Linked DNA regions of Homo sapiens: region 1 is linked to region 2. A link is an interaction called in ENCODE POLR2A ChIA-PET data of the cell type or tissue named here. Cell type or tissue: Panc1. All regions are shown on one strand. Each heading gives the region's core, and the rest is flanking DNA. Links, peaks and the distances in the headings are about the cores only.

Region 1 (7,482 bases), core at 1,239-5,238, 88 kb before region 2:
CAATGACTGAAGAGTTAGATAATGTTAGTGACGTGGTAAATTAGGCAAATGCTCCTTCCACTGAAAAATAATTAAAAACTTCTATACAATGTTATAATAAAAGACATTTATGCAGTGTTTACTATGTGTCCAACTATGTGAAGTCCTTTGTACACATTTCATCTAACCCTCCTGACAATACTACATATTTGGGCTGCTCCTGCCCACATTTAAAATATGAAGAAGCTGAAGCACAGAGTTCCTCAAGGGCACGAAGTTAACCTCACGGTCAGGACAAGAACCCATTGTAATTCACCCCAGAGCCCACAGTCTACATCCCAGTGGTGTATTTCTCCCACAAAGGACATGAGTTACAGTTGAAGCAGATGCAATATGTCATGATTTTTAGCTATTGGTGGAAGATAATAAAAGATAAACCTTTGACCGAGATAGGAAGAACTTTTTTTAAGTGGCAAAAGCAGAGTAATAGTCAACGGAAAAAGAAGAAAATAAAATGAAAGCACAACTACTCGGCTTGACAGTGAGGGACGTTTATGTTGTCAAATAAGAAATGTTTATTGGTTTTTATTTTTTATGTCAATATAAGGACACAAGATAGAAAATACAAATGTGTTTACCAAGATACAGATGTCTTCAGCCTTGATGGCTTAAAAGAAAAGGCACTGCTCCCAGAAGACTAGAGGAAGCTAGAAGGTGAGGATGAGGGATGAGGTACATACATCGATGGAGATTCATGAGATGCTATTTAAAGCTAAATAAACAAGAAGGAAAGTTGAATTGTTCTATTTATGTAAAGACAAACACTATGCAAAAAATTTTTCTTGTAAAAATTAAGTGGGATAATAGAGTTATGAAAATTTGGCTAGTCTTCTCACAGAAAAAACTGATAGATGTAATTAAATTAAATCAAGAAAAGCCTGTATAATTGTATCAATTTAGATTCAGAATTGTAATTAGCAGACTTCTTGAAGTAAACCAGGGTCAGGGAGAAAGCACAGATAGCAGTGGGGCCAGAGCACTCTTACTTTCCTGTATAAGCTTCACAGCATTCATGTGTGTGCGTTTGTGTAAGAGAGTGAGTGTATGTGTATATCCACACTTATAGACATACATATCCCACAGCTATATTTCTCCTCGTAACGACAGCCAGGAATGAGAGTCCCTTAAGCAAACTGGACATTCCCTGCAGGGTTAAAAAAAATCCCCAGGTGAAAATTATCATCATCAAAGGCTATGGATCCTTCCTAGGAGCTGACACCAACCTACTAGTGGATTAAAAGAATTAACAAGTGCCTTGCCAATTCACACTGGATACTATTTCTCTGTAAGGTCCCCTCCCCTCCCCTCCCCTTCCCACCCTTCCCTTCTCTTCCCTCACCTCCTTCCTTTTTTCTTTTCCCACTCCTTCTCTTTCTCCCTCTGTTTTTTTCTCTCTCTTCTTTCAACTCCAGTGTATTCCTATATATCCTACCAATGCTTCTTCCGTTTTAGCATCATGAGTATTTACAGTCCAAATTAGAAAAACAACCAGCTTCACTTTGCCAAAAGTCTAAGATGTTAGGAGCTACTACTCTTGACAAAATGAGAGTTTGCCAGCCATCTTTCATAGCTGGGTTTAAAACCTATTCTTCCACTTCCTCCTTTGTGTAGTCTTAAGTGAATACACCTCATTGTCTCAGTTTCCACGTCTGTAAAATGGAAGTATTAATACCTCAAACTATTATTGAGAGATTAAATGTGTCAATACTGTTCACCACAGGACACTCACGTGGTGCTAGGCATAATACCCTATGTGCAATATCTTACTACAGCCATCACAATAGCTTCACAAAGACCCCTGTGTGATGGATATTACCATCCATTCTATGGATGAGTCTATGGAAGCTCATAATAGTTAAGGAACAGTTCTAAGTAGCCAAATCTGAATTTGAACCCAGGCCTTTTTGCGTGATTGCTCCCACCACACTATTTATGCTATTTCACTTTGCAGAGGGGACATCCAGGTATAATGCCATGGTACCACCTCCCTCCACTGAACCCAAGCTCAGTTCTGCCCATGGGAAAGTGATGGAGTGACTATTCAGAATCTCATAGTTATGGCCTGTAGACAGCTAAGTTCATTCAGAAAACACAATAAAACTCCACCAATAGTGCTCTTCTGACTGAAGACAAGAAGTTAACCAGAAAGTAGTGGCTTTGACACAAATCTTCTCAGCTGTGGCAAATTATGAACTTGATTAGATTTTATTTAAAATTCTCATTTCCACTGATAGGATTTTTCCTAAGACTATAATATTTTTATCTCTAGCCAAACAACACAGAAGAAAGAAAATATATGGTAGGGAAATTATAGGCTTTTAACTTTGTCAGGAGATTCCTGAGTTATCCACAAATCCTCCCCCTTTCTCCACTCATCCACTTAGCCTTAAAAGTTGCTCCTCCTCTGTTCTGAACCTTTCCAGAATCTATGATCTTCTCACACACGCAGAGTAATTGTTCAGTTCTCCAAACAAACTGCAGCTACTATGTGCCTCTCCCTGTCTCTCACTCAAGCCTCTTCAGTTCATTTGTTATTGACGCTCAAGTGAGTTTTCTAAAAGGCAAACCTGACCATATCACTCCTCTGCGTGCAAGCCCTTGACAGGTCCAGTTGCTAATATCATTTAAAGCAAATTTCTTACGATGGCGGAAGAGAACTCCGGGTTTTGTCTTCAACATATTTTTTTCGGCCTACTTCACACTTCTAACCTTAACGTACAACATATAAACAGTATTCAACTACATGTGGTTCCCAGGACATGTGAGGTGGTTTCACATCTTCATCACTTGGCACATACTCCAATTTCCCTGGAATATATAGTTCACTTTGCTCAGCTTTGCATACTGTTATTCATGTTTCATCATCTATCTTAAATACCACTCATGTAACTTTCCCAGAAGAATCACACAATATTTCCTTTATGTGAGTATCTCACTTGGTCTTATAGCACTTACAGTAATTATTCATTGTAATTATTTGCTTGCACATTTATTACTCCGAGGAGAGTGAACTCCTTGGGACAGAGATAATATCTTAGGTATTTTTGTACCCCTGACACCTAGGACAGGGTCAAGCACAGACTAGATCTCACCAGTAAATATCTTGGGCATGAATAAATATTTAGGAGTAGGAAATTATGTCTGACATATGGTCAGATTATTGATTATGTGTGTGTAATGTATCAGATTATGTGATAAGCATTGGGATAGAACTTTGAACCAGACAACCATAATCTCAAATTTCACTGAGCTCACTTATATGCTAAAACTCTCATGAAAGTGCACACATCAAGAATCACCCTTCAGATGATAGTTTAGGTAAATTTACAGAAGCAACAGATCAGAAGTAAATACATAACAGAACAAATTTTACCCTATGTTACAATATTTTCCCCTATTTATAAAGTAGTACAGGCACAATATAAACAACCTATATATCTGCTGCTCTCTAGAAGATCCAGAGTGGCTTTAAAAGTTTTATTTCAGCTGGGCGCGGTGGCTCACACCTGTAATCCCAGAACTTTGGGAGGCCGAGGTGGGTGGATCATGAGGTCAAGAGTTCAAGACCAGCCTGGCCAAGATGGTGAAACCCCATCTCTGCTAAAAATACAAAAAAAAAAAAAAAATTTAGCCGGGCATGGTGGCAGGCGCATGTAATCCCAGCTACTCGAGAGGCTGAGGCAGATAATCGCTTGAACCTGGGAGGTAGAGGTTGCAGTGAGCCGAGATCACGCCACTACACTCCAGCCTAGGCAACAGAGTGGGACTTAGTCTCAAAAAAAAAAAAAAGTTTTATTTCTTAACTTGGGTGGTGGTTACAAGGATATTCACCTTGTGATAATTCATTAAGCTGTACATTAGGTCTGCTTTTTAAAAATATCTGTGATATCTATTTACACTAACATATTAAAAAATGAAAGGGAAAATTTTTTAAAAGCACAAACAAAAACAAAAATCCCCAAATTGTGAGTGGTTAATTACATTAAATATTTTACAGAAGACAAATAGTAGAAAATAAATCAAAATATAAAAACAAACTTACAGAGGTGCCTCCAACCATTTTCATGTCTGGAGGCACATGATAACCTTTACAAGCACATGGAGATGAAAAGATAGTACTATAGTCTGGAGTTCCAGTCCTACCCATGCTGCCCAGCTGACCAAGGACAGAGGGCTAATTCCTTAAACCACCTTTGAAACATTGGTGACACAGTAGTTAAAGCTATTTCTTCATGAGACCAAGGGCCAGGCAAGAAATAAAGTCTGGGATTGCCAGCTGGGGGGAACTTTCACTAATCGTGTGACTTTTCTTTTTTTTTCTTTATTTTTTTTTTCTGTAGAGGCAAGTGTAGAAATACTGTTCTTATTCAGAACCACAAGGCACATCCTTCTGCTGAGCAATCAAAACTCAGGCTCATTTCCATTTCAAACTGTTTCTTTATTCCTTGAATTTGCCCTGTCTGATTTTCTAAGAGTCTTGTATTTCTTATTATTCAAATAATTTGGCAGCAGATACAAGTAGAATTCTGCACTGGTTGCTAGTAAGGGACTAGAATTGAAAAGAGAGGCTGCGGAATTAGAGAGAGGATAAAGAAGCATCAAAAAATGGGCTCATGAGTAAAAGGTTTCAGAGAAGATGGAGTTAAGAGACCAGATGAAGATTTTTAAGAAATAAATAACAAAGAATAGAGAGTAACAAGAGTGAAGAAAGGAGGGAGGAAGAAGGAGAGAGAGCAGGAGAGGGAAGGAAGAAAAGAAATGAAAAGTTAAGAAAACAGTGCAAAGACTGTTTCTCTACAACTGTAGGGATGTTGATAGTCCAGCTCCAGAGGATGATACAGATGTGGGTTCACATTCCAGCTTTTCCATTTGCTGCTTCTGTTACCTTGGAAAAATTACTCAATCTGTCTAATCCTTGGTTTCCATCTGAAGATTGGATATAGCTATAATATTTTACTATATTTTTGTTGATACTAAAAGTAATGGCAGCCAGGCACGGTGGCTCACAACTGTAATCCCAGCAATTTAGGAGGTTGAGACAGGTGCATCACTTGAGGCCAGGATTTTGAGACCAGCCTGGCCAACACGGTGAAACCACATCTCTACTAAAAATACAAAACTTTTTGGACTACAAAACCCAGCTACTTGGGAGGCTGAGGCAAGAGAATCACTTGAAGCTGGGAGGCAGAGGGTGCAGTGAGCAGAGATTGGGCCTGAGTGACTGAGCAAGAATCTGTCTCAAAAACAAACAAACAAACAAAAAATAAATAAATAAATGAATAAAAGTAATGGCATGTGTACAAGGCTTAATCCAGTACATTTAAGACATGTCCGTTCCTTTTACTTTATTTCCTCATTAAAAATATTGACAAGAACCTAACTTATAGCAATTACTCAAAAAATGTATAAATAATGAGATAAGTGAATGAATAAAAAAGATGAATGTATATATGCAGGAATCCAAAAGTATAATCTTAGTTGACTATTCGGCTCATTTAAAGGAGTGAGAAGAAGATGGAAAACCCCAATGTCTAGATGTCTTTCTTTTTCAGGCCTATACAAAGCACAGGGAGAGCATGGACTAATATATCTCAGCTATAATTGAGTTTAGCCAGATGTACCAGCTGTCTTCTCTCATCTTCCCCTGGGGCTACAGCTTTTATCAAGTGATTAGAGTTTGACTGAGTTCGTTTCTTTCAAGTCATGGATAAGAAAGCCAGGGTTTTGAAAGGTGATGGAAGGCTTTTATGGTAAGTTGCACTGGGTCCCAAAAACACTCCCCTTTAAGTGTGGACTGTTTCCTCTCATACCAGTGGATGAAGCCAAATAGTGTCTTTTTCTAAAAGTGTTGGTATCTATAGAGCTATATTTAGAAGAAACCATATAAGTTATCTAGAATTCCAGGCAAATATTTAATCTTGACATCCTGTTAGAACCACCTGAGTAACTTTCTAGACGATACTTATACTTAAGTCATAGCTACCCTTTTACCTTCAATAATTGAATTAAAATTTCTGAGGGTTTGGCTTACGCATAAGTATTTTAATAGATTACTAAGTGATTTTCTAAACTTTTTACATAAACTTCTTTAGCCACACACAAAAATGGACTGAATACTAGAATATCTCTTTACTTAGCTTCGACAGTTGTTGACATTTTACCAGTCTTGTTCATCTCTCACTACATTTTAAAAAAATGCTATTTTAAACCAAATCTAAGGAATGATATAAATGAACACGAGTATTTCAGTATGTATCACTTACTGAAAATGAATTCTTTTTTTTTTTTTTTTTTGCTTCTTATGTCTCTTTTATTTATTTTTTCTCATCAGCTTTTATGTTCAAGGGGTGCTTTTGCCATGAGTAAATTGCACATGGTGGGGGTTTGATATACAGATAATTTTGTTATCCAGTTAATGAGCATAATACCCAATAGTTAGTTTTTTCAATCCTTACCCTCCTCGCACCCTCCACCCGTAAGGGGGCCCTGGTGGTTTTTTTTCCTTTCTTTGTGTCCATGTGTGCTCAATGCTTAGCTCCACTTATAAATGAGAACACGTCGTATTTGGCTTTCTGTTTCTGCTTAATTTGCTTAGGAAAATGGCCTTCAGCTTCATCCATGTTGTTGTAAAGACATAATCTCATTCTTTTTTATGGCTGCATAGTATTTCATCGTATATATGTACCACATTTTTTAAGGTGTAGTTATCATGCCATGTACAATTTTACAAAATTAACAATAGTGATAAGGTGATTCCAACACACAGCCAAGTTTGAGATACACAGCTTGAGCCTAGCCTTCTCATTTTATTGATGAAGCACTGAGACCCTGAGAAGTCAGTCAAGTGATATGATGTAGGTGATACATCTAGAATTCGTATTTAGGTTTCCCAACTCAAGACTTCATTGCTGAAGAAATAGCAGCAATCCAAGGAGGAAAAAAGTGCTCAAATGATTTTAAAGTTAGAACAAGGGTATCAAGAATATCCTAACAAGGGGCGTACCAAAGAAAATGGCAAGGATGGGAATATCATAAAATGTGTATCAGGGCAGGGTCATAAGGTGTAAATGAGACTTCTATTTGAACCCTGTCCTACCCTCTACCTCAAATCATATAATCTTACAATGTTTTCTTAACTACCCTGATCATCAGTTTCCTTATCTGTGTAGTGGACATAATATTTGGCTTCATTTCGTGCTTTGAAGATAACATGTGATTAGTGGAACATGATATGCACTTAATAACATTTAGGATGTGTGCTGTGGCTCCAAGCAGGGCAGCGTACCTGGATGAAAATCTAGGCCTCTGTTGAATACTCCCAGTCTCTTTTTTACCACTGCTCAATAAGTTGTTTGGCTATTGCTCCCAGGATAAAATAAAAATTAGATAACAGAATATTTGTCAAAAGTGTTTTTCTAAAATGCACCTTCAATCTAAAAATAA
Region 2 (7,482 bases), core at 1,833-5,832:
TCTTTAAAGAAAATGTAATGGCTTTAAATTATTTGTTTTCTTGTGTAAAATATCAATTCACTAATCAAAAGAAAATCTTTTAGATCATTTGCAATATTAGACTATATATGAAATAAGATTTTTGCAATGAATCAATTCCTAAGGTGAGAAATCAGAAATCACTTCAAGAGGGAAAATATAGGGGCTAAATGTTTATGATAAGTTAATTTCTGTAAATGAACATTTACATTAGAATGAATTTTTCTGGTGGCAAAGTTAAAAAAGAAAGACACTTCGTGGCTCATAGCCTTCACTGATAAAAGAAAATAAGATGATCATCAAAAGAGGCAATTTCTTCCTGTGTCCTGCACCAGGAGAATTTCACCTTGGGCAGAGCCAAAAATGAAATGGAGGAGCATGGCCTCTGGATTACACAGTCCTGGATAGGGCCTTTTCCATGCATAAACTTGGATAGATTATTCTACCATTCTAAGGCTCACCTCAGTAAAACTAGTTTGTGTCTAACAACTAATTCAAAAGAGCATATGTAATGCAGTTGGAAGAAAAAATAATAATGCCAACATAATTCCAGATTCACCTAACTTTAGAAACAAAACGTGACCAATACCATTGGAGACCCTGGATGTCTCCTGCAGGTCCCAGCCCCTGTGCTCCTCCTACTCTCAGAAATAATCAAGCTTCTGAATTTTTAGAGTAGCCATTCCCTTACTGTAGAGTTTTCCCCTGAACTGTGTATCCTAAGCAAGACATGGTTTAAGTGTTTGTGTTTATGAAATTTACATACATATAATCATACAAAACACATTTTTCTACAAATTTCTTTTTACACCCAATTTTGAGTTTGAGATTTATCCCGTTAGATGCATTTAACTGTAGTTCAGTAATTTTCACTATTGTGTAGCATTCTGTATGTAACTATAATAAGACAATTTACTTCATCATTTGACTGCAATAATCATTTTGGTTTTTTTCTCCAGTTTTGTTTTGTTTTGCTATTTTAAAAAAATGCTTCTATGAACATTCTTGTCTATTTCTCCTGGTGCACATGTGTGAAAGTATCTACAGGGTACATTCTTAGAAGAGTGATTGCTGGGTCAAAAGTATATAAATCCCGTCCCCAACAATCAGGCCCGATGGACAGCACAACAGGTACTCATATTGGATTAATCACAATGAAGCACTGATAAAAAAAATTATCCCTGCAAGCACCCACAATTTTTTACTTTTCTAGATAATATCAAACTGTTTTCCAGAATGTTAATGCCAATTTACATTTTTACCTGCAGTCCTTATTGCTCCACATTCTAGACAACAGTTGGATATCTTAATTTCTTTAAATCTGATGGATAAAATGTTCATTGTCATTGTAATATGAATTTACCTTATTTCTAATGAAGTTGAGCATATTTTATATGCTTATTGACTACTCATTTCTTAACTTCATCTCTAAAGCTCAAACAGTAACATATTTCATACATGCTTATTAAAAAAATGAAAATATACATGAACCTAAAGTACCCAGCACAAGTCTTGGTACAGAGCTGGTGTTTAATACTTATCAAAACCTACCATTAGTCCCCATTCTCCTTAAAATTGAAAACTATTTGATAAAATGAGGAATAACATCTACCTCTAATGCTTCTTAAAATAAAAGCACCAAAATATTATCCAAATAAATGCTTTTAGAGTGCGCGTATGGCACAAACACAAATTCACACACCAAAACCCATTTATCCAATATTTAAAGTCATTTTTGTAAGAAGCTAAAGTTAAATTGTCCTATTATATTCATGTTTTGCAATCTGATTTTACACAGAGAAAGAACTTGAAAGTAAACAAGAATTTGGCAAATGAGGAAAGTATTCCAAAAAGAAATGTCACAAACTCTAGGGGTTTTGTTTATTTTTTTAACATTTTTGGTCGTGGGAGAGGCTCTGAGTCCAAAATCACAGTGGAGATACACTTTAAATGAGAGTAAGGGTAGTGAAGTCCAATTTTGTATAAATTTTAAAGAAACAAATATTTATGGTAGCAGTAAACCAATAAGCGTTAGTTAAAAAAAAATACTAATGCTGTACAACTTTCTAGATTCTGTAGATCTAGCAACTACTTTTTTTTTTTTTTTTTTGATACGGAGTCTCGCTCTATCCCCCAGACTGGAATGCAGTGGCGTGATCTCAGCTCACTGCAACCTCCACCTCCTGGTTCAAGCGATTCTCCTGCCTCAGCCTCCCAAGTAGCTGGGACTACAGGCGTGTACCACCATGCCCAGCTAATTTTTGTATTTTTAGTCGAGACAGGGTTTAACCATGTTGGCCAGGATGGCCTCTATCTCCTGACCTCGTGATCCACCTGCCTTGGCTTCTCAAAGTGCTGGGATTACAGGCATGAGCCACTGCACCTGACCTAGCAACTACTTTTTGTAATGGTTAATACACAAAACAGTCTTCCAGGAAATCGTCAGGAACTCTTTTTATCAGTTCCCCAAATTTTGGAGAAATTCCAAGAGCAATGTAGCTACTTTTAGGGATATAAAACTAAATCTTAAAAGTGCATATGGGGCTGCTCTGTCTATAGAGCAGCCATTCTTTTTTTCCTTTACTTTTTAATAAACTTACTTTCACTTCGGAAAAAAAAAAAAAAAAGTGCAGATGGGCCGGTGCGGTGGCCCATGCCTGTAATCCTAGCACTTTGGCAGGCTGAGGTGGGCAGACCCACTGATGTCAGAGTTCGACACAAGACTGCCAACATGGCAAAACCCTGTCTCTACCAAAAATACAAAAATTAGCTGGGCATGATGGCGGGGACCTGTAATCCCTGTAATCCCAGCTACTTGGGATGCTGAGTCAGGAGAACCGCTTGAATCCAAGGGCAGAGGTTGCAGTGAGCTGCGATTGCACCACATCACTCCAGCCTGGGCGAAAGAGCAAAACCCTGTCTCTAAAAAAAAAAAAAAAAAAAAAAAAAAAGTGCAGATGATATTACCTTCTTTGAATGATTATTTTTAAATTTAGGGAGCAAATATATAAATTGGCTAAAGAGTAGTAGACACTCAATAATAATTATTTATCCAATAATGCTTTATTCATTCAAGAAATATATATAAAGGGCCTGATATGTGTTGCATACTGTGCTAGGCACTGTAATATATGTATTCCAAAAGAAAAAAATAATAAAACAAACTAAAGCAGAACCAACCCATACTACTGATATATATGTGTATATATCAGCTTCCACATAAATCTTTTCAACAGATGTTGATTTGAATATTGGCATAATGCTCTAGTTATCATAAAATATACATTAACAGAATAAAACTTTCTTTTACCTTTTCTTTCATTAATTATATATTTCAGACTGGCCAGTCATTTTTGTGGAGGCTGTCCTGTGCATTATTGCATGTTTGGCTGCATTCTTGGCTTCCCTTGCTAAATTACTCAATGCAAATGGCACCTCTACCCCACCCTGTGTTGTGATCACAAGAATATTACCAGACATTGCCAAATGTGCCCTGGGGGGCAAAATCACACCCAGTTGAGAGTCACTGGGCTAGGATAAATCGTAGAGCTCAAAGAGCAGTAGATGGAGAAAGAAGACCTAGTATTGAAACTAGCTTTGACCACTGACTACTTCTGCATTTATTTAACTAGGGATAGAATTTAGAAACCAGAGCATGTAGCAGTAGAGCCATGCTACTGGGATTTTCAGAAATTTTGGAAGTTCCATTATGCCCATGAAACAAGGTCTAAACTTTTAAGCACCAGGGTAAAAGTGACTTAGAATGAGTAACAAACTTAAATTCCCAGCTTTAACATCTATATAACTTATGGTCCAGTAACATAAATACCAGATATTGTTATCTGGGGGTCTTTGTTCTTAGCGCTCCCAAGATGAGGGCCGGCTACTCCCAAGATGGGAGCAAGCCTTTTGTTCTCTGACCTGGGGTTCTTGGCCTCACAGATTTCAAGGAATGGAACCTCGGGCCATGCAGTGAGTGTTATAGCTCTATTAGAAGCTGTGGGTCATGGAAAGGAACTGTGGAACCCAGCGACTAGTGTTCAGCTCAATTAGGAATAACCTGGGCACTTAGCCATGAGGGAACAATGGCGAGCCTTTAGCCCTGATCGGGAGCAGCAGTGGGCGCCTCGCTGGATCAGAAGTGGACACCCTGCCGGATCCGGAGGGGTGGAAATCAAAGACAGGTCTGCGACAACAGTGCTCAGCAGTGGTGGACGGCGAGCAAAAGCTCAGCTCCAGCCAGAACAAACACAGACCGGAAGAGTGTGCAGTTGCAAGATTTAATAGAGTGAAAACAGAGCTCCCATGCAACGGGAAGGGACCCAAAGGGGCTTGCCACTGCAGGCTAGAAATGCCTGGCTTTATATCCCAATCATTGTCCCTCCCACTGTGCTCTCAGGCGATAGATGATTTGACTATTTCTTTACCTCCTGCTTTTAGCCTAATTGGTATTTTAGTGAGCCCTCTTTACTACCTGATAGGTCGGGTGTGAGCTGACTTACAAGCCCGGTGTTTAAAGATGGGTGCGGTCTCCTTCCCCAGCTAGGCTTAGGAATTCTTAGTTGGCCTAGGAAATCCAGCTAGTCCTGTCTCTCAATATCTTATGTTGGTGTACTCTCTGTGTCATTTTCTAAAACACAGTTTCCTTGTCTGTAAAAGGAGGGGTGTGTCAGGCCTCTGAGCCCAAGCCTGCACGTATACATCCAGATGGCCTGAGGCAACTGAAGAATCATAAAAGAAGTGAAAATGGCCTGTTCCTGTCTTAACTGATGACATTATCTTGTGAAATTCCTTCTCCTGGACAATGAGTCTCAGAAGCTCCCCAGCTGAGCACCTTGTGACCCCCGCCCCTGCCCACAAGAGAACAACCCCCTTCGACTGTAATTTTCCACTACCCACCCAAATCCTATAAAACTGCCCCACCCCATCTCCCTTTGCTGACTGCTTTTTTGACCCAGGTGATTCAAAAGCTTTATTGCTCACACAAAGCCTGTTTGGTGGTCTCTTCACATGGACGTGCGTGACAGGGCGACTTCTCAGTTCCCAAGTTTGGGTTGAAAACCCAGCTAAGGATTTCTATGAGTCCATATATTTACTTCTTTGTCATCCTTCACCATACATTGTTATAATTAATTATTTGTTTGTGTTTCCCTCTAGAGTGTAAGCAGAGACAATGTCTTATTAACCACTGTATCACAAGTTCCTAGCCCAGTTTTTGACATGTGATAAACATTAATCGAGTGAATGATTTTATGAATCTCTGTTTTCAAGTTTGTTGACTCAGCTTCCTCTCTTTCTCTCTCTCTCTCTCTGTCTTTCTTGCTTCAACATTTGCTTTCATTTTACTACCAATATTACCAGAATCCATAATGACAGACAGGTTATATAAACAGCCACAGTTTGTTATGATTTTAAGGGCTTCTGCACTTAACCTAGTCATTTCTACAGTTGCTCACCAGTAAATGGAATTCACAGAACAGGAGACAGAGACTTTCATCTGAATATTAGGAAGCTTATTTTAAATAAAAATATCTCTGAGAAAGGAAACTCAGTTTGCTCATTTAAAAACTGTACTCAGTTGTACCCACTACATAGAATTGTTGTGCCAATAAAATGAGTCCTTTCCAAACTAAAATCTCTAAGAAAATGGGAGAGTTTTCTTTTGTTTTGGCTTATAATTAAGTGGAAGTGACTGATATCATGTATTTTCTCAATAATCAAACTGGCCTAGGAAATCATGGAATCTTCTTCAGACCACTTACTGAGAACAAAACACCCCCTGAAGAATGTTCATGATAGATGTTCATTTAAGTACTATTATCAGCAATTCTTATGTCAGGTTCAAGAAAAATCCCAGCCCATGAGTAGAGCAGCATGAAGAAACTACGGATTTCCCAAGACCAACTCTGACCTTCTTGGTATTATTCTTATCTTGGTTGTAATATTAAAATGTGGAACGATTAAGGCTTCTCAATGAAGCTTCTAAACGAGATGATCTTAACACAGACACAGAAAACTAGGAGAGAGCTTGAGACTAGAAACCAGAGGAATTAGTTTGGAAACCTAGCACTACCACTTACTAGCTATGTGATTCTGAACACATGGTACAACTCTCTGAATCTCACTTTCCTCAATGTAAAATGGGCATAATAAAAAATACCTTAGAGAGATGGGATGAAGCTAATATAAATGAAAATTCAAAGTGACTAGAATGTTAGGAGAAATGCCATCACAGAAAATAAATGGATAAAGTAATGTCTTAGTTTATTTGGGCAACTATAACAAAATATCTTAGACTGGTTGGCTTATAAACAACAGAAGTTTGTATCTCACAAGTCTGGAGGCTGGGAAGTCCAAGATAAGAGTGCTAGTGTAGTCTGATTTTGGTGAGGATCCTCTCTGCAGACCACTGACTTCTTGCTGGGTCCTCACATAGTAAAGGGGCACAGGAACTCCTCTGGGCCATTTTTGTAAAGCTACTCAGCCCATTCATGAGAGTTCTGCCCTCGTGATCTAATCACATCCCTAAATGCCCAACCTCCTAATATCATTTTGGGGGATAGGATTTTAACATATAAATTTGGGCAGCAGGGGATACAAATATTCAGACTATAGCAAAGGGTAAATAATTGAAAATATTTTAACCTAAGGTGGCTTATTTGATCTGTTGGCTTGTTTTGAGAATCTTTTTCTTAGGGATGAAAAGAACACTGCAAGATTGGCTCAATTTCTATACTTCTGTTTAAGAGAGAGGAGAAGAGCAGAAGAAGGGAGGTGAGAGAAGAGAGAAATTACAGGCTGGTGCTTAGTCTCATGGCTTAGCAAACAGTCTGGGGATGGAAGAGCTTCTTTTTGTGAGGAAAGAAAAAAAAAGTCTCCTAAAAATAGTTTTACCTATCTTGAGATAATTACAACCCTTGAGAATTAGAAGTATTAAGAGGTACATAGAGCCATACACAACCTCCAGAGTGTGAGTCAGCTCTAACTCACCCCATCTCTCTCCTAGTTTGTGTAGTTAATTACAAACTTTCTCATCCTAACAAAATCATTAAGAGTCAGACACAGAGGACAGGGCATGGGAAATTAATTCCATTAATTTCATTTAGAAAAGTAGGATATTTGTGGAAGAGGTTGTCTGTCTGTCAAATCGCTAAAGCAAACAGGTTCGTGGTTTTTAGTTACTAAATCAAATGTATGAATCATCTAAGAGATAGTGTGCTCCAAGGAAATAGGGATTTATAGTCTCAGCTCCAACACTAAAAAAAGTGACTAGGGATACCATTTTAGCCCTCTAGAGTGGGTTGAATACTGTACCCACAAATTTATGTCTACTCAGAACCTAAAAATGTGAAATTTTTGGGAAATAAGGTATTTGTTGATATAATTAATTAGTTAAGGATCTTGACGTTAAGTCACTCTTGATTTAGACTTGGCCCTAAATTCAATGACTAGTGTTTTTATTAG

Evidence for each region. Peaks named below come from ENCODE experiments on the same cell type or tissue, not always from the same donor. Only the 100,000 strongest peaks of a DNase experiment are listed, where the experiment ranks them.
Region 1: POLR2A ChIA-PET joins it to region 2 with 6 read pairs; 1 of 35 experiments calls an interaction of 5 or more read pairs at or near these places.

The regions. Positions count from the first base shown.
Region 1 is chr11:80,608,166-80,615,647 of GRCh38, forward strand. No RefSeq gene overlaps it. Among named protein-coding and RNA genes, the nearest start is that of LINC02720, 150 kb to the right of the region's middle. In Panc1, for the core only: no CTCF peak of the experiment used is centred there; no DNase peak of the experiment used is centred there; H3K27ac peaks cover 342 bases.
Region 2 is chr11:80,695,357-80,702,838 of GRCh38, forward strand. No RefSeq gene overlaps it. Among named protein-coding and RNA genes, the nearest start is that of LINC02720, 64 kb to the right of the region's middle. In Panc1, for the core only: no CTCF peak of the experiment used is centred there; no DNase peak of the experiment used is centred there; H3K4me3 peaks cover 1,136 bases; H3K27ac peaks cover 2,947 bases.